Linked DNA regions of Homo sapiens: region 1 is linked to region 2. Evidence: chromatin contacts called from ENCODE Hi-C or POLR2A ChIA-PET data. All regions are on one chromosome and are shown on one strand. Each heading gives the region's core, a stretch centred on a gene start or an enhancer-like site at or near the end of the contact. The rest is flanking DNA. Distances are from core to core; before and after follow the strand shown.

Region 1 (5,933 bases), core at 1-2,500, 290 kb after region 2:
ATGTGACTCACAGGGTGCCCTGGGAAAATCCCATCCCTTCCCAGACTCCAGCTTCCTCCTCTAAAATGGATGGGAAGGAGTGTGGACCCTGCCCTACCCCACACAGCCGTAAGGACAACGTGGGGAGCAGGAAAAGGCTGGACCCTTTGCAGGAGAAAAGCTGTAGAAAGGGCCAAGACCTAGTTCCAGCCCCAAGAGAGAGGGCTGGCTTTTCTCAGGGCCTAGACCAGCAGCCTCAACCCAGCCCCGCCCAAAGTGAATGAGTCAGAGTGGCTGACGGCCTGGAGGCAAACCTTCTCCTGTCACGGGCATGGCCTCCAATACCATTCAGGGCCACTTTGAGTTTGAGGCTCTGTGCCCACAATTCTGGGATGCAACAGGGAGAGATGTATGGCTGTCTTTAACAAGTGAGTGAGGGTTTCTTCTGAAAGGGAAGCAACCCAAAATGTCTTCAATGATGGGCTGGGGCTCGACAAGAGGGGTGGGGCTGGGAGGCCACAAAGCAGGGATTCTGAAGGAGGCTGGGGAAGGATGCTCGAAAGCCACCGTGGGGTCCCAGAGGCAGGCCTGCCTTGTGGAAACATGCCCCACCCTTGCTCATGCAGTGACCCTTCTGCCTTGAATTGGATGTTCACTCTGTTCCAATGACAGCCACAAACTCTTTTGGCTGGGGTGGAGGGCTGGGGGCTTGGCAAGGCAGGGGCGGGGGGGGAAATTGAGGACATTTCTGGCATCTTTAAATTATAGATCCTAATGCTTCAAAATCATTCCTTCCAATCCCTCTCCTAAAAGAGTCATGGGCCCAGGGAGGGAACATGTGGCCTGGGGTCCCACAGCTAACGATGGCCTAAGAGAGACCCATCTTCTGACTTTCATCCAGTGCTTTCTCAGCTTTCCCACCCCTGACTGAAAATCCCCCTGCAAGTAGGCATTCTGAGCCAGGCCAGCCCACCCTTCTCACTTCTCTTTTGTGCTCAACCCCGGATCTGAACCTGCTTTCTTCTAAGCCACTGAGGTGCTTATCAAATGTGAAAAAGAAATCAAAACTGTAGCAGACATTTTAACCTAGCTCACCTGAGTGAGCTCCCAGGAAGAGGAATAAATCAGGCCCTGAAACCAGGCCCCAGGCATCCAGAGATACAGTCCTCCTCCCGCATCCGGCCCGCACCAGGCAGGTAAAGACAGGTAACATACCTTGCTGTGTGTTCTGCCGTTCTTTCTCCAGATCGCCTGAAAGCTCCTCTTGAATGTGGGGGTCTCCCCTCCCGGCTCCAGGTTTTTAAACAACAGCCTCACCTCTGGAGACTCCCTGGCTGGGTGTAGCCCCACCGCAGGGCGGGTCTCAGGAATCTGGCAGCCGTCACACCCATCTGTCGTCACTGCACCCCCACCTCCCAGGACGGGACTGGGCAAGTGGGTTGGTCGGTCCGTCCCAGAGTTCTTGTAGTGAGCTCCACAATGCCCACCTGCCTGTGGGGGCTGCAAGGGGCCCCTCAAACAGAAAGCACAAGGCACATGTAAGTGATCATCAGAGACCAGAATTCACAGGGTGGGGAAGGGCCCTTGCATTTGTGCCAGGCAATGAACTCAGCATTTTCCCAAAGCCAGCAGGGGTCAGCTTCTTCTTGTGACCTGGACCACCCCAGACAGAAGATCAGGCAGAGAACACAAAGATTAGGGCTTATATAGAGAGTTAAAGCTCCAGACATATCACCGGGCTGGAAGGTGAGAAGACTCAAACATCCAGGACCCTGGAAAGCACCATTCCCCTCCCCAGTGAAAAAAAAAATGAAAAATCCCAGCTTCTTGGGGCATTTGGAGGATCCTTAAAAGGCAAGGTTCATCAGGAAGGATTCAAAGCTCAACTCATCCAAGGAAAGCTTAAGAGAAATGAGCAGAGTAACTAAATGGCTCGCCTCCAGCTCCCTCCACAGGGTTGGCAGGGAGCCCTGGGACAGGTAGCTGCCTGTGAGTCACTCCTCCCACCTGTGGGGAGGGTTAGTCTCCTAGCCCCTCCCTCCCTAGGCAGGAATGCCCGCCTGGAGGGCCAGAAAACAGACCTGACCACAAGTGGTGGAAGGAAAGGCTGAAGCATAGCTTGACTGACAAAGTCAAAACAGACTTTCCCTGGCCTCCTGCCAGGCCTGAGAACACAGCTTCTTTTGTGGGCTCCTTGCTCAGGGATCCTGGGCTTCCAGCCACTGTAAATGGAAGTGGCAGGTCCAAATTGAGAGGCTGGTCTCACAGGACACTCTTTCCCCCAGGTTAGGGTCAGAGAGCTTTTAGGGAAACCTGGAGGGTCAGCCAGTCCATATCTTGGCCCTGGAGAGCCTGCACTGGCACCGTTTTGGAATGCTAGGACCTCAAAGCTACTATTTAAAGGAGCTTCTTAACTACGATTCCACTTTGTTAGTGTCTCCTAAACAGAAAGTTCTCCACCATTGGAGGGTTATGTCCAAGAAATTGGCTTGAAGACCCTTAAGGGGGAAATGTAGAATTTTGTGGATTAAATTGGGCATTTCTAACCCTCAGATTCGAATTAAGCATAAGTTCAGGTAGGCAGAAGAAATAGTGTAATTAGCAAGTGGGCAGTGAGTTGTTGATGTAAGTTGATGCATAATTGATAGTCCAATAAATGTTAGAGTCTTGCCCCCTGTAAGCATTCCAGTGAAATCTAGCTCAACTCAGCAAGTAAGGTCAGTAGAAGCAGTGTCCCTTCAACACAGAGAGACCTCCCTCAAGTCCCCCACCGAGAAAGGTCAGCTCTGACTCTGACACACCTGTGTTTTCAGTTCTCCCACCTGGTGGTCTCTTTCTCTCCACTTCCCCAACTCCCTGAACTCAGAGCGCTCATGAAACTTTCGCCCTCTGCCCATCACCAGAGGATGTGACAAAGAACTCATTAATAATTAACTCAGCAGAAGAGAGCAGGTGTTGCAATCCCAGATCCTCAGAGGAGAAAAGGCAGGGCAGGTGTGCGGTGGGCCTCACCATGAGTAGCTGGGGCCCCTTAAATCCTCCTCCTCCTCCCTTTATCTGAGGCCATGAGCCCAGGTAAATACACATTCGGTGTCTCAGACTTCACAGGCTTGGGCAGGTCCTGGAGTGGTTTGGCTTCGCAGGAGGGACATGCCAATTGCTGTGCTTGGCTCTCCCCTACACTCCCGGCAAAGTCCAGGAAGCTGTTTATGCAGACCCCCAAGAGCAGCCCAGCCAGCCTCACTCCTGAGGGACACTGATCATTTCCAAGTGGGGATCCAGTCCCCCAAGAACTCCAGGGCTCCAGGCACAAGCTCTGGAGCTTCAGAACCCAATTTGTTCAGTCAAGTAGCCTAAAATAGAGCCTGAGGCCAGATCAGGGTCCAGCTAAGATTAAAGGGGTGTGGTACTGTGGCTGGAGCCCCTCAGCCTCCCCTGTGTGCACACCTTTCCTCTCTCCCTGCGCCCATCCTCCTACAACAGAGCACTTATCTGCCCTAGAGCCTTGACTTATTAGAATGTGTGCTCAGGAAAGTGGCTAGTGAAGTCATCCCAGACTTCAGTATCTTTCAAACCTCATCACTCCATCAGCAAATTCGGTCAGCTCTGCCTTCCAATAATAATCAGAATCTACTTCTTCCCTCCTGGCCTGAGCCTCTTTTCCTGGGACGTCTGCAACAGCCTCCTCACTGATATACAGTCAAGTCCCAACACAGCAGGTTATGCACCCCGAGCTCAGAATCTTCACATGCCCCTATCCCACTCAGGGCCAAGGCCAGAGCTTTTTCAGAGTCTAGGGGACCCTACACCACCTTCCTCCCATTACTCTTCACCTCTACTACAATGGCCTCTATCCCTGTCTTAGCTCAGGCTTAGGGCTTTGGCTCCAGCTGCTTCTGCTGCCTGGAACGGTCTTGCCCCTGGATATCTACAAAGCTAACTCTCTGACCTCTTTCAAAGTCTTTGTTCAGATCCTAACTTCTCAATGAGGCCTATCCTAAACACACTATTAAAATTACAGCCAACTTCCCTGCCCCATCCCTGTCCCCCATCCTAACACTCCTAACCCCACCTACCCTATATTTTGGTGAGTTATTTATTTACTTATTTGGTAGGGGGGCATCATGTACCAGCTTCTAACCAACTATATAATTTATCTGCTTATGTTTATTTTCTGTCTCTTCCCAACTAGAATGTAATATCCAAGAAGGCAGAGATTTCTATCTTATTCACTACTGTTTTCCAAGTGCCTGGCACATAGTAGGTGCTCAATACTTGTGGAATGAATGGATCCACACTAAAGTACAAACAATTGATACAGTTCAATGCATCCCCTGTGCCGTTGATGTGTAGTTGCATTCTCAGAGGGGACAATCCAGGCTTTGGGCACTGGGATGGATTACTAATAGTGGAAATTCCTGTATCAGCCAGAGTGCGGAGGTCTTTTTTGAGGCACCTATCTCCAATTACAGAAATGTCACCATATTGACAGAGGCAGTCTCCTTCTTTGCCTGCTTCTCAGTCATTCCTGGCAATGTCTCTGACAGGGTGTGGGGGTGGCATTATAAGCTACTGTGTCTATTATCCATCTGTCAGGCTCAAACCGTCCAAGTCGCTAGGGAGATCAGCCAAGATCTGATCAATCAGAGATCAAGGGATAGGGAACAAAGGAAGGAGAAAAGGAGGAAGAAAAGGAGAGAGAAGAGGTTCAGGGGGCATAGGAGAACCTGGTCCAGGCTGTGACTCTCAGGTGTTGGAGGAAGGGGCACCAGGTGACTCAAGCTCAGGCCACACCTGAATACAGTGAATCATGGCTGAGTCCTCGTCTGTGGGACAGGGTGGACTCCAGGAACGGCCCTGGGGATTTGCCATGTGACTAAAGCTTGCGTTGCCCTGCACTACAACACAACTGCTCAGCTGTCCAGACAACTGGTCACACTCTTCTCTGTGCCTCCCCAGGAACCAGGGAGAGAAAGTGGGCCTGGTGTGTTACGGAGGCACAGATAGGAGCCCAGCCTCAGGAGAGGGGAGGCTAAGCAGGACAGAAGTCGCCTGTCATGAGTGACTCTTCCATAGCCCTTCTCCTCTCCCCACCCTCACCTATCCAACCTGAATGTTTACCCAGTGGACAACTGTGCATGCAGCTTGAGCCCGAGGACTGGGAGCAATCAGGCAATCGGCCTAAAATCACTACAGCTGATATCTGCTGAGTGCTTGCTGTGCCCAGGCACTGTTCTGAGCCCTTTGCATGTATCCACTCACTTAATACCCACCACAACTCTGTGGGGATAGACAATTATCTTTATCTTGCAGACAAGGAAAATGAGGCACATTTTCGATAACTTGGCCTTGGCTAGTAACTGGGGATTTGAGCCCATGCCATTTTGCTCCAGCACGCATATTCTTAACCATTACACAGGGCCAAAGATGGGCCATATCACCTGAACTCCCAGAGTGCACCCTGGCTAATCCTTGGCCAGAGTTCACCAGACTCTGGACCTCATGTCTCCCAATGTCTAAAAACTCCTCTTTGTTGGCCAGGCGCCGTAGCTCACGCCTGTAATCCCAGTACTTTGGGAGGCCAAGGTGGTTGGATAACTTGAGGTCAGGAGTTCGAAACCAGCCTGGCCAACGTGGTGTAACCCCGTCTCTACTAAAAATACAAAAATTAGCTGGGCATGGTTGTGGGTGCCTATAATCCCAGCTACTCGGGAGGCTGAGGCAGGAGAATCGCTTGAACCCAGGAGATGGAGGTTGCAGTGAGCCGAGATTGGGCCACTGCACTCCTGCCTGGGCAACAGAGTGAGACCCTGTCTTAAAACAACAACAACAACAAAAAACCTCCTCTTTGTGCCCTTGTTCCAAACCTAGGAGCACTGATACTGTCTAGGGGCTCCAGGAGTGACACTGATGCTGTAGAGACATCTAGAACAAACCCCACCAGGTGCTACCTC
Region 2 (5,396 bases), core at 1,861-4,360:
ACTGCTCGGGGGGAGACATTTCTTTGTTCTTGTCTCACCTGGAGGGGTAGCTGTGGACTTACTCTGCACGTGTTTTCTGCTGAGTCTGGGCTGGTGAAGGAAAACCAGGCTGGCATGGAGGGGACCCTGCTTACCAAACAGGTTTTGCCGCACTGCAAAAACCTAGATTTAGAAATGAAAGTACTTCTATTTTCCTAAAAGTCTGAGTCCCAGAACTTTCCATTGAATAGAAGAATTATATACAGAATTAACTTCCTCCCTGCCTGGGTCTGCAAATGTGGGAGTAAAGAATCCACTGGGGACCAAGCCCCATTACCAAGGACATCCCTCATTAAGTAGGAAAGTGGACCTGCTCTTTAGTTCATTTTCCCAACAGGTGGTTATCGAAGGCCTGCTTCTACACCTTTGTTTATGCCGTTCCCTCTGCCCAGCATGCCTTCCTATGCACCTACTCCATGAGATCATAATTTTCAAGCTCCAACTCAATATCTGCCTCTAACTTAAAGCCTTACTCAACATTTCTCCAACCTTTCCATCTCTTCTCCATCTTCCTCCTCTCAAGCCCACTTATACCAGTATTGTTTAGTGGCTTTGGAAGCAAATGAACTTGGGTTTAAACTGATTATTCCACCTAATCCTTGGTACAATTAGAATTTGGGGGATATTGACTTAATAGCTTTGAGCTTCAGCTTCTACATCTAGAAGATGAAAAGACACTACCTTACAGAAGGGTGTTGCTTTGTGAATTAATTGAGATAATGCATGAGATGAGTAAGAGAAGGTCTCTGACTTCCATGTGCTTATATTAACTGGTTAAAACCATAGCACAAGACAATAACACTATCAGAAAAGGGACACAAAATGCTTCAGCAGTACAGAAAAAAAAGAGGTCTTGTCAACCTGGAGTGATCAGGAAAAGTTAATGGAAGCGGGAGCGTTAAGCCTCTTAAGGGGTAAAGTCTACCAGGTAAAGCTTCTGGGAAGGACAGGGTTGATTGAGGGAACTCTGTAAGCCAAAAGTAAAGAAGCAAAAATCAGACTCTGTCCAGAGAAAAGGAAATAGGTTTCAGCAGAACTGTTAACAAAATAGAATTTTGTTTTTAAATTTTAAAGCTTCAGAAACTAAAGATCTCTAAGCATAAACTGATATCATTAGAATTATTTTGAGAAAGATCAACTTAGTGATTGAATAAAGTTTAGAGGGTATTCACTAACCAGGTAAGAAGGAAATACAATCATCCATTTTGAAAAAACAAAACAAAACAAAAACAGACTTAATTCTGGAGCCAATAAAATTACAACAAATTACCCAAATTACAACTTGACTGGATGTGAGGAAATGGATGGAGGTGTTAAAGAGAACTTGGAGTATGGTGGCATGGTGGGGGCGTTAAAGAAAAATCAACCCTTAGAGAACCACCGTTTGACATGCTGGGATGGAGATCCCAGGAGAAGAAACAATCCAGTGGGAATTAGAAGCAGTAGAGGTTAGGAAAATGGTTGGCTCACAAGATAAAACTTTGGAGTTTATTCACATAAATTAGTCAGTGGGAATTATGTGGATGGATGAGATATCCAAAATATAAAAGAAGACCAGTGACAGAATCTTAAGTAATTTCTACAGTTTAGGGAGCAAGAAAAGGAAGCAAGACCAGGATAACGCAATATCACATCCATATCTGCTTGTGATATTTTTCCTTCATCTGCTATTTTTCCTTCATTCTATGAGGTTCACTTCATTTATTTACATTACCATTATTCTTCAAGGTGTAACACAATACTAACATAAAGTAATTATTAATAGTTTGAATTTATTGAGCATGTACTGGGTGCCAGGCATCACCCAAAGTATGGATATGACCTCTTTCCCATAACCACATGATGCCAGTGCATTAATTATACCCATTCCACAGATGAGAATTCAGATTCAGGGAGGTTTAATGATTAGCTAAGGTTTAACAGGTAATAAACCAATCCAGGTTGTGTGGCTCCAAAAATCAAATTCTAACTTCTTTGTCACACTGCCTTTAATGAGTCCCCAGTATCTTTGGGATAAGATGCAAAATCTTTGTTTTTATTTATTTATTTATTTTGAGACAGAGTCTGGCTCTGTTGCCTAGGCTGGAGTACAGTGGTGTGATCTCAGCTCATTGCAACCTCCCCCTCCTGGGTTCAAGCGATTCTCCTGCCTCAGCCTCCCAAGTAGCTGGGATTACAGATGCCCAACAAGATGCCTGGCTAATTGTGTGTGTGTGTGTGTGTGTGTGTGTGTGTTTATTTTTAGTAAAGACGGGCTTTCACCACGTGGTCAGGCTGGTCTTGAACTCCTCAGGTGATCCACCCACCTCGCCCTCCCAAAGTATTGGGATTACAGGCATGAGCCACTGTGTCCGGCCAAAATCTTTATTTTTTAAAGCCCTATGTGTGATCCCAGAAATACCCTATATGAGAATCTTGCTATGTACTGCAGTGGTGAGTAGCAAATCTGGCCTCTGCCTTAATAGCACTTGTGGCTTTGGACTAAGTGCTCAACCTCCTGGGTCTTCGTTACCTCTTCTTCAGAACAGAGATAACACTCACCTTACAGGATCAGTGTGAAGGTTAAATGAGGAAGGCATGAGTAAAGTGCCTAGGAGCTTTTGCTATTACTATTATTGCTGTTATTGATAGGCACTCTCCCACCTCCATTGATAACTCCCTCCTCACCATGGACCTAGTCTAAATTTCTGTCTGTGAATCTGACTTCTCAGGTAGCATTCATCTGTGGTGCTTTTTAATTGAATGGACTGCTTATTCCCAGGGAAGCAGCATTTTACAGCAGGGCTTAATGGTCGTAGAATGTCAAAGGGGTTTGCATATCTGGGGAGAAACAACTTGACCCACTCAAACTCGGTTAGATAAACCATGCAGCTGATGAATGAGACTGGCCCAAGCCCTCATTCCTTTCCTCTTTCTGATCTGCCTGCCTAACAATGCCAATACCCTGACTTCTGTTCCCTATGGGGGTGAGCAAGAAGCAGCAGGAGTACACCTCAGCTCCAAGAGAATATGCCACCTGAGCATACACTGTCCCCACACCGGCCAGCTCCTCCCCTTCCCCACCCCAAGCTGATGAATCGGGTTTGTTGACATTTGGGGCCTAGTCCCATGAACAAAGCTAAATTCCCTGAAGCGCGCTGTCTCCCAAGACCTTTCCCTTGAATGCTACAGCATCTGCTCCTGCCAAACCTCACTCCCATGTTCCACTTCCAAAAGGGGAAAGCATATGGGCTGCTATTTTTTGCCAAAAACTGATCAGAGAACAGAACTCAGTTCTCATAAAAATTGCACAGTACCTACTTCTCTTTCCTTGCTGACAATAAAAATGAAACTTGAGTTCAGGGAGCTATCTTTCAGGAAGGAAATATTTTTCATTCAGATCCAACTCCTAACTCTGTCAATTCTCACCTGCTCAAACATCCTGACTGCCAAGGGAAAAGACTGTAAATAACTGAAATTATAATTTTGTTAATAATTATATTTTATACACAATAATTTCTAGATATTGTCACTGAAATCCATTGATAATTTGAGAAACTTCCTTACAGAGGTAGAAAGGAATCCACAGTATTTTTTTTCTATTTTAATTACTCACTGAATACAATCTGAAAGTGTTTAATTATTAGATTTATGCCTCAAGATGAGTTCAATGGTAATTACAGGATGTCTTTTTTTATTCTAATTCCAAATAATTAAATCCCAAACACATTAGATCATTATGATTATAATTAGAATAAAGGTGTCTTACATTTGAAACCAAAGTTTGGCTTTTTGTTTAACCTTTTTTGTACCTCATCAAAGGGTAACGCCTTGGAAAGAAATCTGTTTCAATCTCTCTAATGCTGCTTTAAAAGAAAATTTTAAAAATTGTCTGCAGGAAGGCTTTTCCATTGCAATATTGGCAGGGAGAAGTGAGCACTGAGCCTTCGGGTTGCTTGAGTTTCCAAGGCATGCTGACTTTCTACTGCCATTTGTCGTCCTCGGACACAGAGAGAACTCAGAAACCAGGCAGTAAGGTGACAAAAATGCAGCGGGAATATCAAGGCAATCAAGGGAGAGGATCCGTAAAATAATCCATCACCTCCTCCCACCCCAATTTGTCAATCAATTTGGGGGTAACTTTTTCTGAGCTCCTCTACATTAAAGATAAATGGATGAAGATGGGCTGGGATTGGTTAGAGACCTTAGAGAAAGCCACACAGAGACCAGAAAATCTAAAGCAAAAATTCACAAAATAAGACCTCTGACTAAGGCTCAAAAGGTCTTTTATGCTTGGGCCCAATAACTAATTGAGAGAAAATATGCCCATATTTTTGGTTGTGTTGATAAGGCTGTTGAAACCCTTGCTAGGATGGCTCAAACAGCGTATGAAGTTAGCTTATCATCCTTCAGGTATCTTTGCACCAGGCTTTGGGATTTGGGAATGGGTAAGGGTAATACTTTGTGGTTTCAAGGGGGAGTTGCAGGATGAAGGTTCAGGAAGGAGAGGAGACACACCTTTTTAAAAAGAATAAATAAACGCATATGTCTTCCCCTGCCTGGTAGACAGGAGGAGAGCACTTGCTTATTGGAAAGCATTTGAAGGATAGGGAGGTGAGAGCCTGGGAGGAGGGAAGCAAAAAAGCTATAAAGAGAAGGCCAGAGAGCAATCCTAATACTTAGAAAAATGTCACATTAAAACCTCAGCTGCCGGTGGCTGGAGGGAAAGGAGTTCCAGACAATAGCTGAGGGGACAAGTTGAATCTTGTGTTCATTCCTGTGGTTAAAACAAGTCTGTACGACCACAAGGAAAATTCCATTCTCCTCAGACCTTAACTCCCTGCTTACCTGAGCTGCAGAGACATTTTGTTGAAAGGCTCCTTAAAGTGGGAACTGATAATGCACAAAGGCCTGGTGGCCCTCCTTCCTTAACCTTTCTTCTGTGCCTGCACCTTCACATCTTAAGAATTACCTCCTTTCCTTTGAGGGGCCTGATAACCACTTTGACTACAGTGTAAAGAATAAAGCAGGGTTCAGGAAAAGAACAAGCCCCCTCGACACCTTCCCCACTCTCCAACCACAACCTACACTCGTTTTCCAAACCCTGAGACCTGTAGATGGCAAATAAAATTTTTCACTAATTCAGTAAGTGCTTATTGAAGGCCTATAATGCTTCAAGCTCCATACTAGGCATTTACAGAAGACAACCAAAATCAAGCTATTATGAAGAATGTCCAAGTCAGGAGGCCCAAGATATATGAGATTCCATATGCTGCTGATTGTATGACAGACACAGTAAATGTTGTACATTGTGACCATTGAATGCAGTTGTTTCCCTTCCTTTTTGGGGGTTTTCATGAGTCCAGCTGACAAGTGGG

Evidence for each region. A loop is a pair of places that touch in the nucleus more often than their neighbours do. ChIA-PET counts read pairs that join two places held with the same protein, here RNA polymerase II (POLR2A).
Region 1: a map of PC-9 shows a loop between it and region 2 (5-fold over the local background). The contact joins the promoter of LAMB3 here to the enhancer-like site in region 2. A Hi-C loop is called at or near these places in 1 of 168 maps with a recorded cell type or tissue (PC-9). POLR2A ChIA-PET finds 5 or more read pairs at or near these places in 2 of 52 experiments (MCF 10A and PC-9).

Annotation. Positions count from the first base shown.
Region 1 is chr1:209,651,175-209,657,107 of GRCh38, forward strand. LAMB3 (laminin subunit beta 3) reads right to left here and starts at 1,251. Exons shown (of 23, transcript NM_000228.3): 1 at 1,195-1,251. RefSeq lists enhancers at 753-1,952, 5,522-5,933.
Region 2 is chr1:209,360,158-209,365,553 of GRCh38, forward strand. No RefSeq gene overlaps it. Among named protein-coding and RNA genes, the nearest start is that of LINC01698, 9.2 kb to the right of the region's middle. Within about 2 kb of position 3,111, at least 5 of the 41 ENCODE cell types and tissues checked have a DNase peak (open chromatin) inside an H3K27ac peak, as active enhancers do; they include PC-9, where a contact is called at or near this core.